Regions from separate parts of the Mus musculus genome. Here all the other regions are linked to region 3. Evidence: chromatin loops called from intact Hi-C (ENCODE). Cell type or tissue: heart. All regions are shown on one strand.

What was found. A loop is a pair of places that touch in the nucleus more often than their neighbours do. Peaks named below come from ENCODE experiments on the same cell type or tissue, not always from the same donor. Only the 100,000 strongest peaks of a DNase experiment are listed, where the experiment ranks them.
Region 1: it touches region 3 in a loop (5-fold over the local background); 5 of 42 quality-filtered maps call a loop at or near these places.
Region 2: it touches region 3 in a loop (3-fold over the local background); 2 of 42 quality-filtered maps call a loop at or near these places.
Region 4: it touches region 3 in a loop (9-fold over the local background); 24 of 42 quality-filtered maps call a loop at or near these places.

What each region holds. Positions count from the first base shown.
Region 1 is chr10:107,797,490-107,802,489 of GRCm38, reverse strand. It overlaps Otogl (otogelin-like), which reads left to right. Exons shown (of 58, transcript NM_001177567.2): 35 at 3,689-3,768; 36 at 4,130-4,168. Among named protein-coding and RNA genes, the nearest start is that of Ptprq, 80 kb to the right of the region's middle. In heart, a CTCF peak has its summit at 2,320 (motif pointing left); no DNase peak of the experiment used is centred here.
Region 2 is chr10:107,856,896-107,861,895 of GRCm38, reverse strand. It overlaps Otogl (otogelin-like), which reads left to right. Exons shown (of 58, transcript NM_001177567.2): 21 at 756-830; 22 at 2,949-3,001; 23 at 4,766-4,928. Among named protein-coding and RNA genes, the nearest start is that of Otogl, 53 kb to the left of the region's middle. In heart, a CTCF peak has its summit at 2,997 (motif pointing left); no DNase peak of the experiment used is centred here.
Region 3 is chr10:108,535,092-108,540,091 of GRCm38, reverse strand. All of the region lies in intron 9 of Syt1 (synaptotagmin I), which reads left to right. Among named protein-coding and RNA genes, the nearest start is that of Gm36601, 82 kb to the right of the region's middle. In heart, a CTCF peak has its summit at 2,241 (motif pointing right); a DNase peak (open chromatin) is centred at 2,261; H3K27ac peaks cover 4,356 bases.
Region 4 is chr10:108,298,341-108,303,340 of GRCm38, reverse strand. No RefSeq gene overlaps it. Among named protein-coding and RNA genes, the nearest start is that of Pawr, 31 kb to the left of the region's middle. In heart, a CTCF peak has its summit at 2,367 (motif pointing left); a DNase peak (open chromatin) is centred at 2,290; H3K4me3 peaks cover 344 bases.

The sequences.
Region 1 (5,000 bases), 740 kb after region 3:
GAGATACTTTATTCTCCATCCAAGTATGAGCATCCAAGCCTTCAGAGTATGGATTCCAGTTTCCCCAAATGCCATGTTCCAATGTGGAAAGGGTTTCCAAGATGTTTTTATACTAAAGAATGAAAGAAAGACATAAATAAAGGTCTTTTTCAAATATACTAATAGGAATTTGAGGTTGGCAGATGACAGCAAAGTGGGAAATATTTGCTATGGGCTTTGGATGCATCTGGGATTTTGGGTCAGTGGAAGCTAGTTTGTTCTGTTATACTAGCAACCTCCCCAAAGATGTTATTTGATTTGTAAGATTGTTAGGTCAGATGAGCAGCGGGGAACAATGTTGGGTGTTAACGGAAACCAAAGACAGCCTAAGAGATCTCAGCTCCAGATCTGCAACCTTCCAGGCCCCCTCCTTCTGGCAGTTCTAACCCACCATTTCCCAGCCTTGTGGAAGTTTTAACACATGGGTGGCTTTCTCTGGGAGCTTCAGTTCACAGAGATGAACGCTGGACAATGATCAGAAAGTTCAAATCACTTAACTCCATGGAACGCTGTATTGACCTTTGATGAGATAAGGAAAAGATGTTTACTTCCTAGGATATTAAGCTGAAGACTGAGAATCCTTCGTAGCGTTTGGTACCCTGGATGCGAGGAAGAGGCAGGACGGAAGCAGGAAGTGTAAGAAGCTTTTATAAGCAAAGATTTTGCTGTGAAGGAGGAACTGGAAATGGACTCATAGTGGGAGGGATTATTTTGAAGTCATTTTATAATAAAGACCTAGGCGCTTCTCAGAATGATCATTACTCTCTGGTATCGTGAAATGCCCTTGGTGTGTGAAAAATTGAGAAATGGGCTATCTTAGGAGCGCGCAGTCTTTTTTAAAGGATACAGTCTGTCAACAGCACATTAAGGTGGTATTTCCTAGGGCTGTGGAATGGCTAATAGCATTACTCCCTTATCTAGAGCAGGGCCACTGAAACTCAGAGGTCACTCAGCTCTAGCTAAGCCTCACAACCTGAGGGAAAAGAGTTTGACTCCCTGTGCCCTGTGTACCTAGTGCTGGGAGTGTAAGGGAAGAAGAGAAAATTCTACTTGCTTTCTTTACCTGTGCATGTGTGCATGTGTGCATGCCCGTCTGTGTGTGCGTGTAATTGTTTACTACATTTGGGCTTATTCACAGTCACAAATATGTCTCATCATGACCCTTCTGGTAGCTATAAGGAGGTGAGGTTGCTGCATGATCACATGGTAACAATGATCCCAGGGGAGCTGGGGAGGAAGTAAGCTCTTATTACTTATTATTGATGCTATTACTAATAAGCTTATATTACACTTATTAACAGTATCTGAGGTGACTAACACTGACTCCCCAGTGCCCCTAGTATATTGTCTTTAAGTTCTTATTGTTGTAGGAAGGATTGGTGGTGGTGGTGGTGGTGGGGTCCCTTAAAGATGTTGGAAGAAATTTATATATGCCAAGATCTTTCTTATTTCTGCTCATCCTTTCTTTCTCTCTTATCCTGTATGCTGAAGTATCTAGGCTGACTCTTGATTGTGCCCATGGTCCAAGGGGACTCATGCACTAAGCTGGGCTTCAATGTGACCCTGCACCCCTTCTTTCAAGTGCCCAAATGAACCATCAATCACTCTTGTTGCTGATACCAAGCAACTGTTAGAAAACAAGGTGCTCCATGAAAATGAGTGCTGTTTGTGAGAAAATGTGTCAAGCGGTGTATTGTGGGGCACATATGTAAATTCCTATTATCTGTATTTTATAATAGCTTTTTCACACTGAGGGATTCTATCCTTTGGAAGTTGGGCATAATATTAGCTGCATAGCAAAGCCAACAGGATCTTGTCATGTGTGACTATAAAGTTACAGATAAGGGAGAAAATAATAGCTTTTGGAAAATGGCTCAAGAGAATAGGCATGAATTTTGTCCTTTACAAAGAAACTGAAAAAAATAATTGAGTAACACACACACACACACACACACACACACACACACACACACACACACACACAGACACACTCACACACACATGGATTACTGCATTCAACTGTAATCCACTGTCTGTAGTTTGTCAACTCTCTTATAACTTTAACTTCTCTCTGCTGCCTGATAAAATTTAAAATAGGATTATATAAGTGGTTAAAGGTTTATTACTCAAGTCCATTGTACAAAACAAGCAGCTGATCACGTAGAAACCAACTATTCATATTTTAAAGGAATCATTTGTAAACGTGGTATCTAAGGCTTCGCTAACCATCCCTCATTAAGCCTGTTCAGTAGGGGAAGGCGTTTGCTTCGCCAACACTGCCCTCTGCTGCTGCTGACCTGTAAGTCAAGTTAGTATTTATCCGGAGTAGAAACACTGAGTGTCTCTGTCCAGATAACTAACAGATGAAGCAATAGGAAGTGTTTTGAAAAATCTTAATAATACTATTACAGCCTGCTAGTGTACGTGAGAGACAGATAACCAGCCTCTGCATACAAGGATCCTCATAAATTCTCTGTGGCATGTTAGAATCTAATAACTAGACTTGGCTGCACAGGGAAGATTACATTTTTTCCCCAATAAGGATACATTGGACACTAGCTTCCACAGGATGGCAGGGAAATAGGATCTTAGTCATACTTTGGCTCTCTTCCTGGGGAAGAATAGTAGCCTACACCCTGTCTTCTGGATTGTGTACACAGTTCTCAAGCCAATGGCATCTTGAAACTTCTGAGACTTACTTCTTTCTGTACCTCATATGAGGAATGGGGTTCTTTATTCAAACTACCCTTGCTAGGTCTTGAACCTGGAACTATAAACACATCCGCCTGTATCACTGCAACGAGTTTTGGTACAAACTCTAAAGCTCCCGAGAACTTCTGCCTCCGCCATTATTGCCCCCTGCTTATATGAAAAGAACCTCGTCTATGCACCTCTCCTGCTTTTCCGTTGAGATCTCAAGTCTCTTTTCAGGAAGCTTAGGACTGAATAACAGGCAGGGGAAGCTACTGCTGATCTTGTTTTGTTCTACAGACCTCTTCAGGGCAATAACAATCAAATATCATAGCGATCCACTAGGATGTCAAGTACACAGAAAGTGAAAGTGTGGGCTGAGTAGATGGCTCTATCCTTAAGAGCACTTGCTTCTCACAGAAGACTCGAGTTATGTCCCCATTATTCGCAACAGACATCTCACAACTGCCTGTAACACCATCTCCAGGGAATTTGACACTCTCTTCTGGATTCACACACACACACACACACACACACACACACACACACACACACACACACATTTATAATAAAGAAGTAAAAGTAAATAATACACTATAGCAAAATAACCCAACCAATCAAACAAACAAGCAAAAAACCTGAAACTTCCACAGATTGTTCCTCTATGTTTCTACCCATTTCTAAGAACACGAGTTTAGTGTGTCCCAGACATAAGCATGTGCTTTGGACATTCTGTGTTCAAATTCTACCTCCATAACCTTCCCCATAGTGATCTGTATGAGCCCCTGGTTTGCAGTTTTATAAATTTCATAGCTATCATGCAGTAGTGGCAAACGGAGTTCTCCTATGTGCCTGATGACGAACATGGAGAAAGTTTAGGCATACCAAACCTCAGCTACAAATATTTAATGTAGATCTTTCTATTTACACTTACTTCATTTATGTTTTCCACTAAAAGGGTTGAAGGATGCTTGCCATATTGCCCCAAGAATATGATCCTGGATGAGACGACTCTTAAATGTGTTCACCCAGAAGACTGTAAGTATGGACCTTGCTTAATTTACTGTTAAAAATAAAAAGCATAGATAATTTTTCCCTCAGGCAAATGGTTACAATTAGAAGCCTGAGACAGAGAATAAGAACTCATTTCAATCTCCAGTCCATGGAGCTAAAACAAACAAACAAAAAAACCCAACAACAAAAAAATCAACCAACCAACCAACCAGACAAAATAACTTCCCAATTATTTTCTAAAACATTTATGTCTTGCTTCTCATATCCCTCTTTTATGTTTTCTTTCTTAAAATATTTTCCTAGAAGACAAAGAGCTGTATGTAAATTAGGTGGGTCTTCTTTTATGGAAATATAGATCAATGCAGGCATCTCTATTTATTTGTAGGCATACCACTGTTTCCAACAGAACCAGCATTGCCACCAGGTAAGCTGCAATATCCAGGGATTTGGGCAGTTGCAACAATTTATCCCAGCTGCTAGTACATGGATTATCAAATTGATAAAAATCCCAGAAGTGGCCTTTTTTTTAAGGGCTGTGTGTATTTTCTGTAGTTATTCCACTTCTTTATCCATTTCAGTTAGTGTATGCTACTAAGGTTTCTTCAAAATCCATGGTAACGGAGTTATGAAGTTGGCTTTCAGGATCTCTCTCTCTCTCTCTCTCTCTCTCTCTCTCTCTCTCTCTCTCTCTCTCTCTCTCTCTCCAAGTTTTCTCTGGATCCTAACTATAAAACTTTCTCTAGGAAATTATTTTATAAATCCACTCGTCAAGTCTTGTCAAGCTTAATATAGTGCTCCTGGGGTTGTGATTTACAAAAGTTTAGTTTCAGATACTTAGATTCGGCAAACCTCAGTTTGAATCTTGTGTTTTTTTTTTTTTTTCTTTCCTGGCCCCTGGGTGTGGTGTGAATGTTAGATAGGGTATAGCTTTGATCTTAATATAAGCAACAGTTGTCAAGTATTTTAAAACATAACCTTCCATGAATGTAGCTTTTGGCTAACTATGGATCAAAAATCGTTGGAAAATATTCATATAGGCTAATGACATATAAAATGTTCCTTGTGACATCCCCTAAATACATGATAAATTATTGTTTACATAGTTTTTACATTATACAAGGCATACATCATTTAAGAGATGAGATGATTTAAGATAAGGAAGGAAACATAGGTTATATGCAAAATCACATTATCTGATGTTAGGGACTTGAGCATGCACAGATTACGGTGTGTGTGGTGGGTCTGCAACTGACCAC
Region 2 (5,000 bases), 680 kb after region 3:
CTTACAGGTTTAGAAGTTCAGTCCATTATCTGACAGGAACATGGCAGCATCCAGGCAGGCATGGTACATACAGTTGGAGCTGAGAGTTGTATATCTTCATCTGAAGACTGTTAGCAGAATACTGGCTTCCAGGAAGGGAGAATGAGGGTCTTAAATCCCACACCCACAGTGACAGGCCACACCTACTCCAACAGGGCCACAGCTTCTAATAGTGCTACTCCTTAGGCAGAGCATATACAAACCACCACACTTTGCTTTAATGTGCTTTTTGCTTAATGTGGTAAGCTATTCACAGAAAGATGCAGAAAGCAGGAGAGATTCTACTAGTTAACCCTGAAGTTTATTCCTACTTGATTTCTCCACACCCTAATCACAAACAAGATTTGTATTTCCCTGTCATACTAGTGGTAGAATTGTATTCTCTATTCTCACTGAGAAAGTTCTTAGCCCTCACAGGGAGCGAAGACTTTTGTTTTGCACATAGGGTTAAAATATACAGTAGATGTGTTTCTCCGAAGGTCATTCAGTGACTTTTCTTGGGACCAAACAAACAGTCCAGAACTATTTGACACTCCATATCTGCAGTTACTATGTCTAGTTAGTTGTCTGTCGTTTGCACAACATAGCTTTGTGCAGTCCCATAGAGTGGTGAAAGTCTATAGTGGCCAATTGCAGAGCGAAGAGTCAACAGTCATTTTGTTTGTGTTGGGAAAAAATTATATCTTATATTATTTACTTCACCTTTTCCCTTACAGATATCACTGCCGGTGTCATTATAGGGGGAGCATTTACCAGCCAGGGGAGCTCATTCCAACCCCCTCAGGCTTATGGTAGGTGTGTTAAAGAATATATTAACTATACATATATATGTATACCCATATATATATATGTATATCACATTAGAATATGGAATGTCTAAGGCATGTACTGGTGCTTGCAGAATAGATTTCTAAATTTAATCACCATGAAGTTAAACAAAAGCCCTTTACAATAAGCTTTTGTTAGTAGATGTTAAGAATAGGTAGGCATTCAAGCTACATCCTGAGGTCTTATAGGTTAATGGCTCATCTACACAGCTCAAAAAAAGAAAAATCAATTCTGGCATAGGTCTGAACCATAAGCCACATAGGAGTCACTCCTCATGATGGATATCAAACAGTGTCCAACCACACTCACAGACTACCATTCACTGTAGTTATGTCCTGTCTGCCAAAAATGCAGTCACGTCTGCATGCTACCCATTTATCCACACCTGTCTCTCAGGATCCTCCTTCTAGTTGCACTGCAGGGGCTCACAGCGGATCCCCTTGGGTAGACAATGACAGCGAGACAGGATTGCATGGTTTCTACTAACCTGGCACTGTTCTGAGCATGCTGTACACATTATTAATTAAGCCCTCATGAGTATAACTGCAAGAGATAGATCCTGCCATCTTACTCCAGTTTATACACGAGCAGAGTGAGGCACATGTAGTTAAGCAGCCCGATAATGGGGCTGGGATTTGTGCCCAGGCACCCGGCTTGGCAGTGCTCACTCAGTCGCAGACCTTGCTTCGCAGTTCATTTTAAACTAACAGCAAGCTATCATTCACAAATCAACTTGCCTTTATAATTAATTCCATCTTTTCCCCACCACCCCCTGATTAAAACACAAAGAAACAACTGCATCCTTTCCTGTGTAGAATATATGACTATCTACAGTTTCCCAAGCCAGAATTCTGAGAATCATTCCGACTCCTTTCTCATGCTCAACACTCCCATCTTGAAAATTCGTAGCAACCCTTGATTTAACTTGGTTTTATTTTCTTCATGTACATCAAATCCATTTTTCCCTTCCTGTCCTGCTGCCTTAACAGTGACACTCACCTCCTCTTCCCTGCCCCTCTCTAAAAATTATCTTTCCTTTACACTGCTATAACAAAATACCAGAGGCTGGCCATCTTATAAAGGTTTACTTAGCTCATAGTTATGGGGGCACAAGAGTGTTGGGTCCACAGGGAACAAAGAGTCAAGGAAGCCAAATCTTCTCACACTAACCCACCCTTGTAACCTGCTCAGTTCTGAGAGATTCACTTTAGGTTATAAACATATTCATCTTTTTCAGAAGTGGTTTCTCTGGTACCAAATCACTTTGTGCCTTAAGCTGCAGCTCTTAAAGTCCCACCTTTTGACAGTATCACAGTGGGGACCAATCCTTAGCACATGTCTGGGACTGGATAAACCATAGCAAAACCATTGCTTATTAGTCTCCTTGTCTGTAGTCTCCTTCCAAGTGTTGGAAGAACCTGTTTTGAATTCAATATCCTTAACATTATTTATTTAAACATAGTAAAATAAAATCCATCCTTCATTAGAGCCCAAACCAAAAATATTTAGCATAATGACCTTATTTGCATCCCTGTCCCCAACCTGGAAGAAGTATAATATGTAGACCTGGCTGTCTCACTTCCTTTATGACGTTGGCAGTATGGGCTAACACAGCTCTGAGTGACATTCTGTTGCTTAGAGATGCATGTGTGTAGTTTTCATGTGATGTACCTCTTGATATGTTGGTTTCTTCATTTTTCAAACATAGAACACATGGTCTGCTCTAAAGCTGAAGGGAAATCTGTGCCGGGATATTTCCAAGGGTCGTTATGAACAGAATTTTAGTAGTTTTTTAAATTTTTTTTTTTTTAGATCTTAGATATATTTTTGTGTTGAAAATGTGATGTTGTTTGAATTAATTGTATATTCTCCTGTTCTTAGAATATAAGCATTTGGGTCAGGCTAGTAACAATACCATGGAGCTTTTAATCCTCCTGTCTCTAACAAGGCCCCTCACATGGAGGTGTTTGATAAAATGTGTCAAAATTAGATAGCTGTCTTGGATGTGGACTGAAGGGAATGATTTATTCGTATAAAACTCAAGATTTTGGTCTATAAACTAACTATTTCTTTACTTCTAGCCAGTGTTCAAATGGGACTGTGAAATGTGATGAGCTAGCAACACCCTCTACTGGTGAGTTCCAGAAAAAGCTTTTCCCGAGCAGCATGCATCTCAAACACTGCCCCTGACTCTTCTGACAGAAGGCTCTTATGCACCTCCTTATCCAAGCACGGGAACATTGTAGTATCATGCATTCAGAACCACGTTCCAATGATTCCCGACTTTTTTTTCACATCACTAATAATATTTGTGGGACCGTGGAAAGTAAGTATTTAAGGCGGCTTAGAGACACTGATGGTCAGTCAAGCATGTAGCTTTTATATTGTCTACCCCAGCACCACCTCAGGTACCTGAAAGGCTTTAGGGGTATAGCCTGGATGCTGGTTGTAACGTAGTCGTGGATCAGAAAGCAGAAAATTCTATCCTAGGCCAACACGCCTCAGCTTTTAATATCCACACAACGAACTGGAGATCTTGTTAAGACTTATGATTTGATTTTGAATGCGAAGCCACCCCAGAGATTCTGAATACCTACCAATGACCAAGGCAATGCCAGTGTTTCTAGGTCCTGGGATGTGTCTGGGGAGCAAGCTTCTAGGGTTACATGCAACAAATGGAAAATAGCATACAACAAGAGTGTGGTGGCACTCTCCTGTAACCCAGCACTGAGAAAGCAGGGGGCAAAGCCATCCAGGCCTCAAGGACAGATTCAGCTATGCAGCATTAGAAGCAAACCTGGCTTGTGTAAGACTCAGTTATAAAAATGGAAAATAAAAACAAAGGGTTTATAAAATATATCCATTGCTATTTCTCTTAGACTGTAACTTTCCACTTTCCACTAGAGTATGTAGCCTGAAGGTCTACAAATTAGAGGGTCGCATAAATCTGTATTTTTGTCAGATGAATAACTTATGGACACATGGCTGTCATTCTGTTAGATAGGGATATTATGGTTCTGTTAGCTATTTAAATGTATGTGGTTAGAAATCAGCTTTGAGCTGAGCATGGTGGTGTGTCTCTATACTCATTAAAGAGGCTAAACCAGAGGGAGGACTTACAGACCAACCGAGGCTTGACAGTGAGACCCCGTCCCTTAAAACACAAAATAAAGCAATAAAATACTTTTTGAATTACACATTTACTTTATCAGGATTTAGGTCAGTCTGGGCAGGTCATGTGACTGGGCCTCAAAGCTAACACAATAGCGACTGGAAATCCTCACTTATGCCCCTTGTAGTTCAGGGTAGCTCACAGTTAAAGCAGGGATTACTAGGTAGCCTGCTTTCTCAACGGAGCCCTCACGAATCCATTCCTGTGGTCTCACCCAAGTGTCTTATTTGATCCCTGACAGCCCCAAAGACTTCTGGGAAACAGATACCCCCTGGACCCCGGTCATGCCTCCTAACAGGGGCCTCTGTACTACTCTACAGTGTAGTAGAGGTTGATGAAAATAATGACTCAGAGGCAAGGCAAGGTGAAGAAGTAACATGCATTTATTATGGCTTTGTAAATGCTTAAATGCGTATTGCAGCTTTCAGTCATTAAAATTGGTGTGTTTGAATTCATCTTGTTGACTTCAAGAAAGTATATGCTAGTTATTTAGTGAATTGTGGGGGAAGGATGGCTAAGGTTTTCAGGTTTGAAACAGCTTTTGGGAATTTTGAGATGGAACAGACTCTGGCTAGGTCGTGCTGATGAGCTCATAAACTCGGGGATCACAGAGAGCATTCTTTCACTATAGCGATCTGGTCAGTGGGTTTTGTTCGGATGATTTGTGCATAAGACTTTGGGCCAAATACAAAGTTAAAGCCGTGTTATCCATGCTTGTATCTGAAGTCCACGCCTGCCCAGAAGGGAAGGAATATTTTGACTGCAGGTTTCCTGACCCTGCGTTACCAGCTGGTGGTATAAACTGCGAGACGACGTGCGCAAACCTGGCCATGAACTTCACCTGTGCTCCATCCTCGCCTTGCATCAGTGGCTGCGTTTGTGCTGCAGGGTGAGTTCCCCTTTCTTGACAGTACAATCATTCATGATTTAGAGGACAATTAAAGTCTCTTAAAAATATCCT
Region 3 (5,000 bases):
TATCCACACTTTGGTCTTCCTTCTTGAGTTTCATGTGTTTTGCAAACTGGACATAGTACTACCTGAGGACCCAGCAATACCACTCCTGGGCATACACCCAGAAGATGCTCCAACATGTAATAAGGACATGTGCTCCTCTATGTTCATAGCAGCCTTATTTATAATAGCCAGAAGCTGGAGAGAACCCAGATGTCCCTCAACAGAGGAATGGATACAGAAAATGTGGTACATTTACACAATGGAGTACTACTCAGCTATTCAAAACAATGAATTTATGAAATTCTTAGGAAAATGGATGGATTGGAGGATATCCTGAGTGAGGTAACCCAATCACAAAAGAACGCACATGATATGCACTCACTGATAAGTGGATATTAGCCCAGAAACTTAGAATGCCCTGTGCATTCTTGAAGCATCCAAAGGCACTGTCCATGCTTGGCCGATTTGGCAGCAGCTGAAATGAGATGGAACTTGCATCTAAAGGGTTTTCCTAGGACCAACGTGATAATATGAGAACCCATTCTGGTGCTGTGGTCACGCACAGTCTTTCTCATGCCCTGTCCCCATGATGGAAGAAACAGACATGTTGAAAAGACTCAGTGTCCGGGTAAATCTCACCAAGTTTGGTTTCATCGTTTTCATGAGTTTGCATTGGCTTCAGAGTCAGAATCATACTTAAAACTCCAGTTCTCCCTGCCCTCCTCTAGAAGATGCCTGCCTACCACGAACTCGACAGTGAGGGGACTCTAAAGATGGGTAAAGAAGAATGCATACTAGCCTGTTAAAGTGCTGGAGAGTGGCCTGCACATGTAGGTGCATGTAGGCATGTGTAGGTGCATGTAGAACACTTTTATCTTTGTGACTCTGCCATGTATTATGGTACAGAGGTATATGTGCATGGCTGTGGAAGTCAGAAACACCTAGAACACTGTGGGTCACGACCCCTTTGGAGAAGCCAAACACTTTTTGTGATGGTTGCCTTAGATAGCCAGAAAACACAGATATTAACATCACAGTTCATAACAGTAGCAAAACTGCAGTTACGAAGCAGCCACAAACATGCTTCTATGGTTGGGGGTCACCATGTAAGGAACATAAGGAACTGTATTAAAGGGCTGCAGCGTTAAGAAGGTTGAGAACCGCTGACCTTGAGGGATGAGTTGCTGGCCCTGAGACTTAGTGTCCCCAGCTGCTGAAAAAAGGATGATAATACCTTCTTCATAGGGAACAACGGGTGACTGTTAGCTGAACTGACCTGCAGTGGGGCTTTCCACAGGCCCTGACAAGCAGTCAGGTGATTTGTATTCTTCTGTAACTTGGCCATGACTCACTGTTTTCTCTGGATTTATCTCTGGAATTCCCCTTGAGGTGATTCGGACTTGTGGCTCACTACTTTCCGTGTACTTCCCCCACTAATAGAGAAACAAAGTTAAATTTAACATCAGGAGTTATCTTAAGAGGAAAATACATTCATTTAAAAAAAAAAAAAAGGACAACTCTGATGGTTTTGAGGAAAAAAAATCACCAAACACAGAGGGGGTTCAATGGAAGAGATGGGACACAACGCCCCCCTTCCCCACTGTGGCTCTTCAGCACCAAGTGGCAGTCTCACTACGCTGTGTCCCACTTCCAGACCAGTCCAGAGGCCTGAGAAGCTGGAAAGAGACAGGAAACTTGAGTTTTACGCTACTGACCCTCATTTGACATAGCAAGATGGCTCCCCACCCACACTCTCAGAATTGGAAACGTGAGCCTGAGGAGAGTCTATCGTCTTTGCAGAACACTGCCATCGAGACAGTAGACCTCACGTCTGGTAGCTTCTCTCTATCGACAGCACAGTTGTTTTATTTATTTATTTATTTATTTATATTCAAAGTAGATGCAAGCTCCTCCAGTGCCTCTCCCTAATGTGAGAAGACCTGATTGTCTACGATTCTTACACTCAGAGCAGAAGTGCTTGCTCTCTGTTTAGCAGTCTCCAAGTGGATGCGTGGACACATGTTATGTTCTTCTTTTCCTCCCCCAGCCACATAACTACGTGATCGTGACCTCCTCCTACTGGCCCCTTCCCCTACAAACAATGGTATCTGAGCCTCGGTCCAGTTCACACTGCCTTCGAATAGTCGTTGATTCCAGAAACTCTTAAGACATGGGAATATTCTCCTGGCTGACATCCTTTGAGCCTGGCCTAGGATACTTGAGTTCAAAGCATAGGTACAGAAAGACAGTTCAAGATGAGCCATTTTCAACAGGAGGTGGCAGTAGCAGCCAGGGATTGAGCACCCTTCCTGAGCCCTGCTCACGGGAGCCATCCAGCCATCCTGACCTGCAGTTTGGCATTCTAAAGCCAAAAGGCAGAACAAGCCTGAGGTCCCCCGCCCTCCATGAGCCCCGCAACTATTCCAAACCCCGAAATTGCACGAACACGAAAGCCAAACAAGCAAAGGAATGAGCTGTGAGGCTGTTCCTAAGTCTTACTGCAGAGGACAGAAGGAGCCCTCTCGTACATCAACTGATATGGCTTCAGAAGGGTCTTGAGGAAGGTTATGAGGAGGGTCAGCAGTACAGGCTGACTGGGAAAACAAGAACTCCAGAGCCAATCCACACCCTCGATGAGACTTAACAAGGAGACTCAGCCAAACCCTCTGACAGATTAGGGAATACGGAATCTTCTTCAGAAATTCTACGAAGGGTCCAAAAAAGATAATGGCCAGAAAAACTTGGTTTGTAAATTATGATATATAAACATACAAAGATATTTGATTTTGGCTCACTTGTTGAATTTGACCCTACAGCTCCAAATTTAGCAGACAGACTGACTGACACAAGACACAGAGACACATACACACTTTCTTTCCTTCTCTCTTTCTTGCTTTTTTTTTTTTTTTTTTTTGTCCCTGTTACAAGGCCAGAAGCAGTTGGAGTGTGGACCTATTATTTCTCTGATAATTATAATTTCCCAGAGAGTTAAGGCACACAAATTACTTTGTAATAGCTTTAAATTCTTTGCTTTGTCCTCGGTCTACAATTATGCACTCGCCCGTGCTCCCGTCATTGGTTGTCCTGATTTATGAAACCTCTGTTCTCTGATCTCAGTTTTTACCTCTGCCTCCTTTAAAATGTACAGAACGTGGCCGCAAGGTCACATTTCTCATCATCACAGAGTCCCGCTCTCAGGTGTAGTCATTACCGTCTTAATAAGGTGGGCAGTTAGGCCCTCAGTAGTCTATCTCATCCGCTAGATAATTGCTCGGCCTTCGCTGTAAAACCCCCATTTTGTGCCTCGCTCTGAGTCCAGAGTTGCCATGTTCAAACATCTATTGATTTGGTGCGTGTATTAATTAAAAACTTATTTCTCGCCAGGGATGTGATAGATGAACTGCCATGCATGAGAAAGGAACATGTAATTAATCTTACCCAGTTTCACTTGTTGCAGAAACAATGTCACCAGAAAGTTTCCTGGTAACTGCCGGGCTGTTAGCACAACCTTTTCAAAATCCAGGAACCAAACAGAGCTCAGCAGTAGACCTCTTGCTGAAGAGGTGTGAGGCCCTGGGTTCAATGCCTAGCACTGGAGGAAAAAAAAATCCTGAAATGAATGTATTCATTGTAGAATCAATTATTCATTGCAGGTAGATTTATGAGGCATGCAACCATACAAAAAGGTTTTATGTTCTTAATAGAGCAAAGATCTATAATTTCTTTTTGATCTACTTTTAAACCAGAGGGACTTTAATCCACATTTAGACATACCTAAATTCTTGTGCCTGAATGGCAAAGAGATATAGAAATTTCCAGAACATCCTTATTAGCGTGGGATCACTAACTGGGCCATAGGCTAAAGCCAAGGTTCAGTTTTATTATTTCTCTTGCTGCCTTGATCATCTTTCTGCACTCATTTGGCTTGAAGGCACAGACATTCCCTGTAGATTATCTCGACTTGGCCCTGGGTGTCTGCTACACATTTTCCTTCCTAATATGGTAGCAGGAGAGGCTCTTGGAGCTCCAGCGACTTTCCCTGGCCTTGTGGAATGTGGGGAGGAAAGAATCCCACAGAGATGAAAACATTCGAATTTGCATTGATAAAGAAAATGAAAGAAAACTGAAAAGAGGGTAGATCTCTTAAAACTTTCTTTTGTTTCCTTACTCTGGATGCGTAGCCATCTCCTAATATCTCCTGTTGGTCTGTGGAGGAATTAACATTGTTCATTTATTGACCATAACGTCAGTCATGAGCCCTGAAAGAAATCGTGAGTTTTCTGCAGAAGGAATTCTAGCAGAATAAAGTTCTCATCATCATCACAGTTGAAATCCTCAAAGCATCCTAACACTCAGCGCTGCTAATTAGCCACATAAAGATGCAATCTCAGAGAGTAAGTCCCACATCCCTGAAACGGAGTAATGGATCATGCTCCGTCCTGACAGTGTACAAATTACACTGTTTGTCTTCATTCCGGATCTGTATGAACCAGTGCTCAAGAAATGACTCTGTTGCCTGCCCATGTATTGACTGCTTTACAGTTCAATACCGGTTTTTTTCTCTCCTGGTCATAAATTAGTTCAAAGAAATATTCGCTTGATAAAAATTCTTCAAACCATCTATCCCAGACTTGGAGACAGCTCAATGGTAGACGTTCTGCCTAACAAAATAAAGTCTAGGTTCAGTCTCCAACATGGACACATATCTTTCAAATTGACACAAACTAGTGTCCCGAGGAAGGAGAGACTTAATTGAGGAAATGCCTCCATCAGATTGGCCTGAGGGGCTGGCTGTCTTTGTGGCATTTTTCTTGCTTGTTGATTGGTGTGGGAGGGCCAAGCCCATCATGGATGGTATCCCTAGGGACACCATACTAGGTAGGTGGGCCCAAGGTGAATAAGAAGAGAGCCAAATCAGAAAGATGAGGCAGGGAGCTAGACACTAAGGAGCGCTCCTTCGCTGTTCCAGCCCTGAGCTCCTTCCCCTACTTCCCTCAGTGATGAACTGTTACCTAGGAGTG
Region 4 (5,000 bases), 240 kb after region 3:
GCATATCTGGGTCGGCTCGGTGGCATGCAGCCTGCCTGGCAGTCTGATGGAAGTCTTGGGTTTGATTCCCCAGGCTGCACATGGAAACAAAATCCTAAGAGCACACTCTGTATATGACAGTATGTGACATTCCTGAAATGACATGGCTGAAATGTAACAAATGAGTGATTCCCAGCGATAAGAGAATGCATAGAGAAAGAGGGAAATTCAGTGACTTGTGTGGGGTGGGGCTGTCTGTGTCTTGATTGTAGTCATCTTGCCCTGGGCTGCACGGTACCATGGGAGCAAACCAGAGCGATGCTGCCTGGGATTCTGCTGTGTTCCTTTCTGTCTCTGTGTCTGTCTGTCTGTCTGTCTCTCTGTGTCTCTCTGTCTCTCTGTCTCTCTCTCTCTCTCTCTCTTTCTTTCTTTCTTTCCTTCCTTCCTTCTCTTTCTTTCTTTCTTTCTTTCTTTCTTTCTTTCTTTCTTTCTTTCTTTCTTTCTTTCTTTCTCTCTCTGTTTCTCTCTGTCTCTCCAACATGTGACTGTAGAATTTCCTGAAAATAAAAAGTTTAGGGCTGGTGAGATGGCTCAGTGGGTAAGAGCACCCGACTGCTCTTCCGAAGGTCCGGAGTTCAAATCCCAGCAACCACATGGTGGCTCACAACCATCTGTAATGAGATCTGATTTCCTCTTCTGGAGTGTCTGAAGACAGCTACAGTGTACTTACATATAATAAATAAATAAATCTTTTAAAAAAAGTTTAGTTACAAGAAGTTTAGTTACAGAAGGTCTGAGTTCTGGTCAATGTCTAGGTGATTTATAGAAAGATATTTGTCCCTGTGTCTTGGAATTGGGCAAGAAAAGTTGGAAAGGGCTTAAACTCTAAGACCTAGTGCTACAGACTTAAACATGAAAGAGTCCTGGAACAGACAGCTCTCAGTAATCTTATGCTTCATTGGTCTCTAAATTACTATTATTATTGATTTGGCTGTAATTTGGTTTTTGAAATATGTTTTCCAGATATTGTCAGTGAGCATTATTTTTTTCTTTCTGTTTTCACTTTAATATTTACTCATTTTAATTAAAATTTTTGTGTGTTTTTGTATAGAGGTGTTCAGCATACATGTATGTCTGTATAACCTATTGTCCATGGAAACCAGAAGAAGAGGGCATTGGATTTTTTGGACTGGAGTTACAGACGGTTGCAAGCCACTGTCTTATGGGTGCTGGAAATCGTAATTGGGCCCTTGAAAGAGCAGCTAGTGCCATGCACTGCTGAGCCAGCTCTCCAGCACCTAATTTTTGAAAATATATATTTTAAATTAAAATATATCACTTCTCTCTTAGATTTTCTCCCTCCAACCCCTCCCAGTTGGAGGCTTCTTTTAATGACTGTTATATGTGTGTGTGTGTGTGTATATATACACACACACACACACATATATACACACACATATATGTCACATACTTATATATACATATACACATATGTACATGTATACACACAAACACATATATACACATATACACACATACACACATACATACACACACATACACACACACACATAAATGCGACTTGCTGGCTCTGTTTTTGTCTGTGTGTATATGTTCCCTGTTCTTCCAGGATCCAGCCCCATTTCCCTTCCTTATGCCATGTTTTCTTCTGACTCCATCTTACAATTCCGAAGCCTTCTGTAGGCTTCAGCAACAAAAGGTTTTGGTGTTTGTTTGTTTGTTTGTTTGTTTGTTTTTGTTTTTGTTTTTTTACTTAAGGGATTTAAAATCAACTCCTCTGATCCCAGTCTGTCATTTTTATTAACCAAGAAACAAAGAAAAGTGAATGCTGTGATTGATGGAGGATGCTGAGGCCCCGGGTTGTGGGTTCAGGATCAGAGCAAACGCACTTCATCCTCAGGCCCAGGCCCGTGGGTTCTCTCTTTTCCCTACTAGTCACAGTGTTTTATATTTTTATTGCTTTCCCAAGATTTTCAACCGTTAAGTATCTCCTTAAGTATCTAGTAATTTGCCAGAGCAGCACTCTTGACCGGTTGTGTCAGGCATATTATTATCCAATCTTAGTTGTCAGATGCGTGGAAAGTGTGGACTGGAACACGGTTTTTTTCTTTTTTCTTTTCAAGACAGGGTTTCTCTGTATATAGCCCTGGCTGTCCTATCCTCGAACTCAGAAATTCGCCTGCCTCTGCCTCCCAAGTGCTGAGATTAAAGGCGTGCGCCACCACCGCCCGGCTGGAACACGGATTTTTAACAGGTGGATACTGTGTGTGTGCGCGTGCGTGTGCGTGTGCGCGCGCAAGGAGCGTCTTTAAAAACTATAGTTTAACGCAGAGGCTGAAAAGGCCTGTTGGCGCCACCTTGTGGCGGGACTGAGAGCTATGCCCAGCAGTAATCTCTATATAATCAGGTCCTTATCATTTCCCTTTCACGGTGTTGGAGGTTTAAAAAAAAAAAAACAATACTTTTCTCTAATAAAGAGAAAGAGACTGACTGTTGGTTTAGCCACATCTTTATCTCTTTTCATTAAAATATTTCTTCTTGTCAGAAAAACAAAATAATTTCGCATACACAGAGCCTATGAGATGGCTCAGTAGATTAAACAATGCTTGCTGTACGTGTGACCTATGTTTGATATCTGGAACATGCATAAATATAGACAGAGAAAACAGATCCCACAAGGCTGTCTTCTGAACCTCCACACAAATGTGTCACCCGTCCTTCCCAACACACACACACACACACACCCCAATACACAAAACAAAAAAAAAGTTTTTTTTTTTTTAAAAACTGTATTTAAACCAAAATTATTTGTTACACTCAATTCTTAAACCAGACTAGCAAGCTCTTCCCTAGTACAATTCTGTATGGTTTCTGTAAAAATTAATCGCCAAGTTCCATGTGCTTAAAACTACCATCGTGTGTTGTTTTGTTTTGTTTTGTTTTTTTAAGAATAATTCACCTCTTTGATCTTGATTTTCTTACTGAATCAGTCACTATTCTGTGAAAGAATATTTGTGGTTATATTGTTTCCCTAATATGAAAATATCTGCAATTAGAATTAAGTGCGTAATTTAGTCCTTAGGAGGTTCTTAACTGTTTGAAGTTCCTTATGTAAGTGCATTTCTCTCAGTGAAGCAACCCTTGTCCTAACATCAAAGAAACGATCTGACCAGAGCAAACCTTTCACTCCCGCTTCTGAACACCTAAATACTCAATTACGTGCACACCCGCACCATCTGACGGCCGTGTTTCTCTCCTGAGGGGTCATGAAGGGTGTGAATCATAAAATGATTTGTTTGCTCAGGGTGTTATTAACTGTAGAAACTGCTGGACTTCTGAAGCGGCCCACTCATCAAGGCTCTTTCCCGAACGATTATGACAGCAATGACTAAGTACGCAAGTGCACAAGGGTGCAGACAGGGAAGGACAAGCTGTTGATCAGTCTATGCAGGGAACAGACAAGCTACAGAAAATGGCGTTTTGTTTTGTTTTGTTTTTCAAGACAGGGTTTCTCTGTATAGTCCTGGCTGTCCTGGAACTCACTTTGTAGACCAGGCTGGCCTGGAACTCAGAAATCTGCTTTTAATCCCAGCCCTCATGAGCGGAGGCATAGGGATCGATGCAAGTTGGAGGCCAGCTTGATCTACAGAGAAAGTTCCAGGACAGTCAAAGCTACACGGAAAAGCCCTGCCTTGAAAAACCAACCAACCAACCAATCAACCAACCAAAAACCAAAATACAGTCACAGAGAGGCATGCAGCAAATGACAGGAGGACAGAGAAAGGGGTCAGGAAAACAAGACACCATTATGGCCAAACAGAAGGTCTGGGGTGATGCTTGAACAGGTTGCACGAGCTTGGCTAAGCAAGAACTGGAAAATTACTTCAAGGGTCTAGTTAAACATTTCAACCCAGAGCTGATGACTAGGGTTTGATCTCTGAACCCACACTGGAGAGAGAACCGAGACTCTTGAAAGGTGTCCTCGGAATGCCACGCCCATGCCGAGCAAGCCTTGCCCCACCCTCATGTAAATCAATGGATAGCTGTGCTTCCAGTTGCTCCTCCCTTGTTTTGTTGTTCTTGTTTTGTTTGTTTGTTTTTGAGTCTCTCTCTCTCTCTCTCTCTCTCTCTCTCTCTCTCTCTCTCTCTTCCCCCCCCCCCCCCGCCACTATGTCTCACGATGTCATCCTGACAGTTCTGAAGCTCTCTATGTATCCCACGCTGACTTTCATCTGACAGCCGCCATCTGCTTTTGTCTTCCCAGTGTGGGAGTCAAAGTCAGGCACACAGTCACATGGCCGGCTCGTGCCTGAACTTTTAAACAATCAGCTAGAGGTGTGTTTTTCAGATTGGTGGGTCAAGAGTTACTATAAACACTTACGGATACAGCTCATGTCCAGTGGGGGTGGGATCAGAGACGAGATCGATGTGTACCACCCGTCATTCACGTCAGGAATATTAAGCTCTTCATGAAAATCTTCACCAAACGGCTTGAAGACCTGCCGGATCGGACAATTGAAACAACCTTCAGGATGGCTTTTGTTTTCGTTTTGCTTTTGTGAGACAGAGTCTCTCTAAATAGCCCTGGCTGTTCTGGAACTCACTTTGTAGACCAGGCTGTCCTCGAACTCCGAAATCTGCCTGCCTCTGCCTCCTCAGTGCTGAGATTAACGGTGTGCACCAACAAGCCAGGCTAGCCTCAGCATGCTTTTGTTCAACGTTCAAGAGACTAGAGGGCAGAAAGGGGGTTTGGGAGGAAATACACCTGATTTTCTGTTGATTTCTTGAAGCTTCAGTAAGGTGGACACCGTTCATCCCTGGCCGTTTTGGGTTTCCCTTAGGAGCTGGGGAGCCAGTCCAGGCCCGGTGCATGCTGGGCAAGCGCCGTTCGCTGTAGCTAGCCCGCTTCGTGGCGGATGTCTTGATGCCTTCAGCTTACAAGTTCCATGTCTTCCGCTGTAAAGTGGTGATGATCTCTGGTCTTTGAGAGAATTAAACCA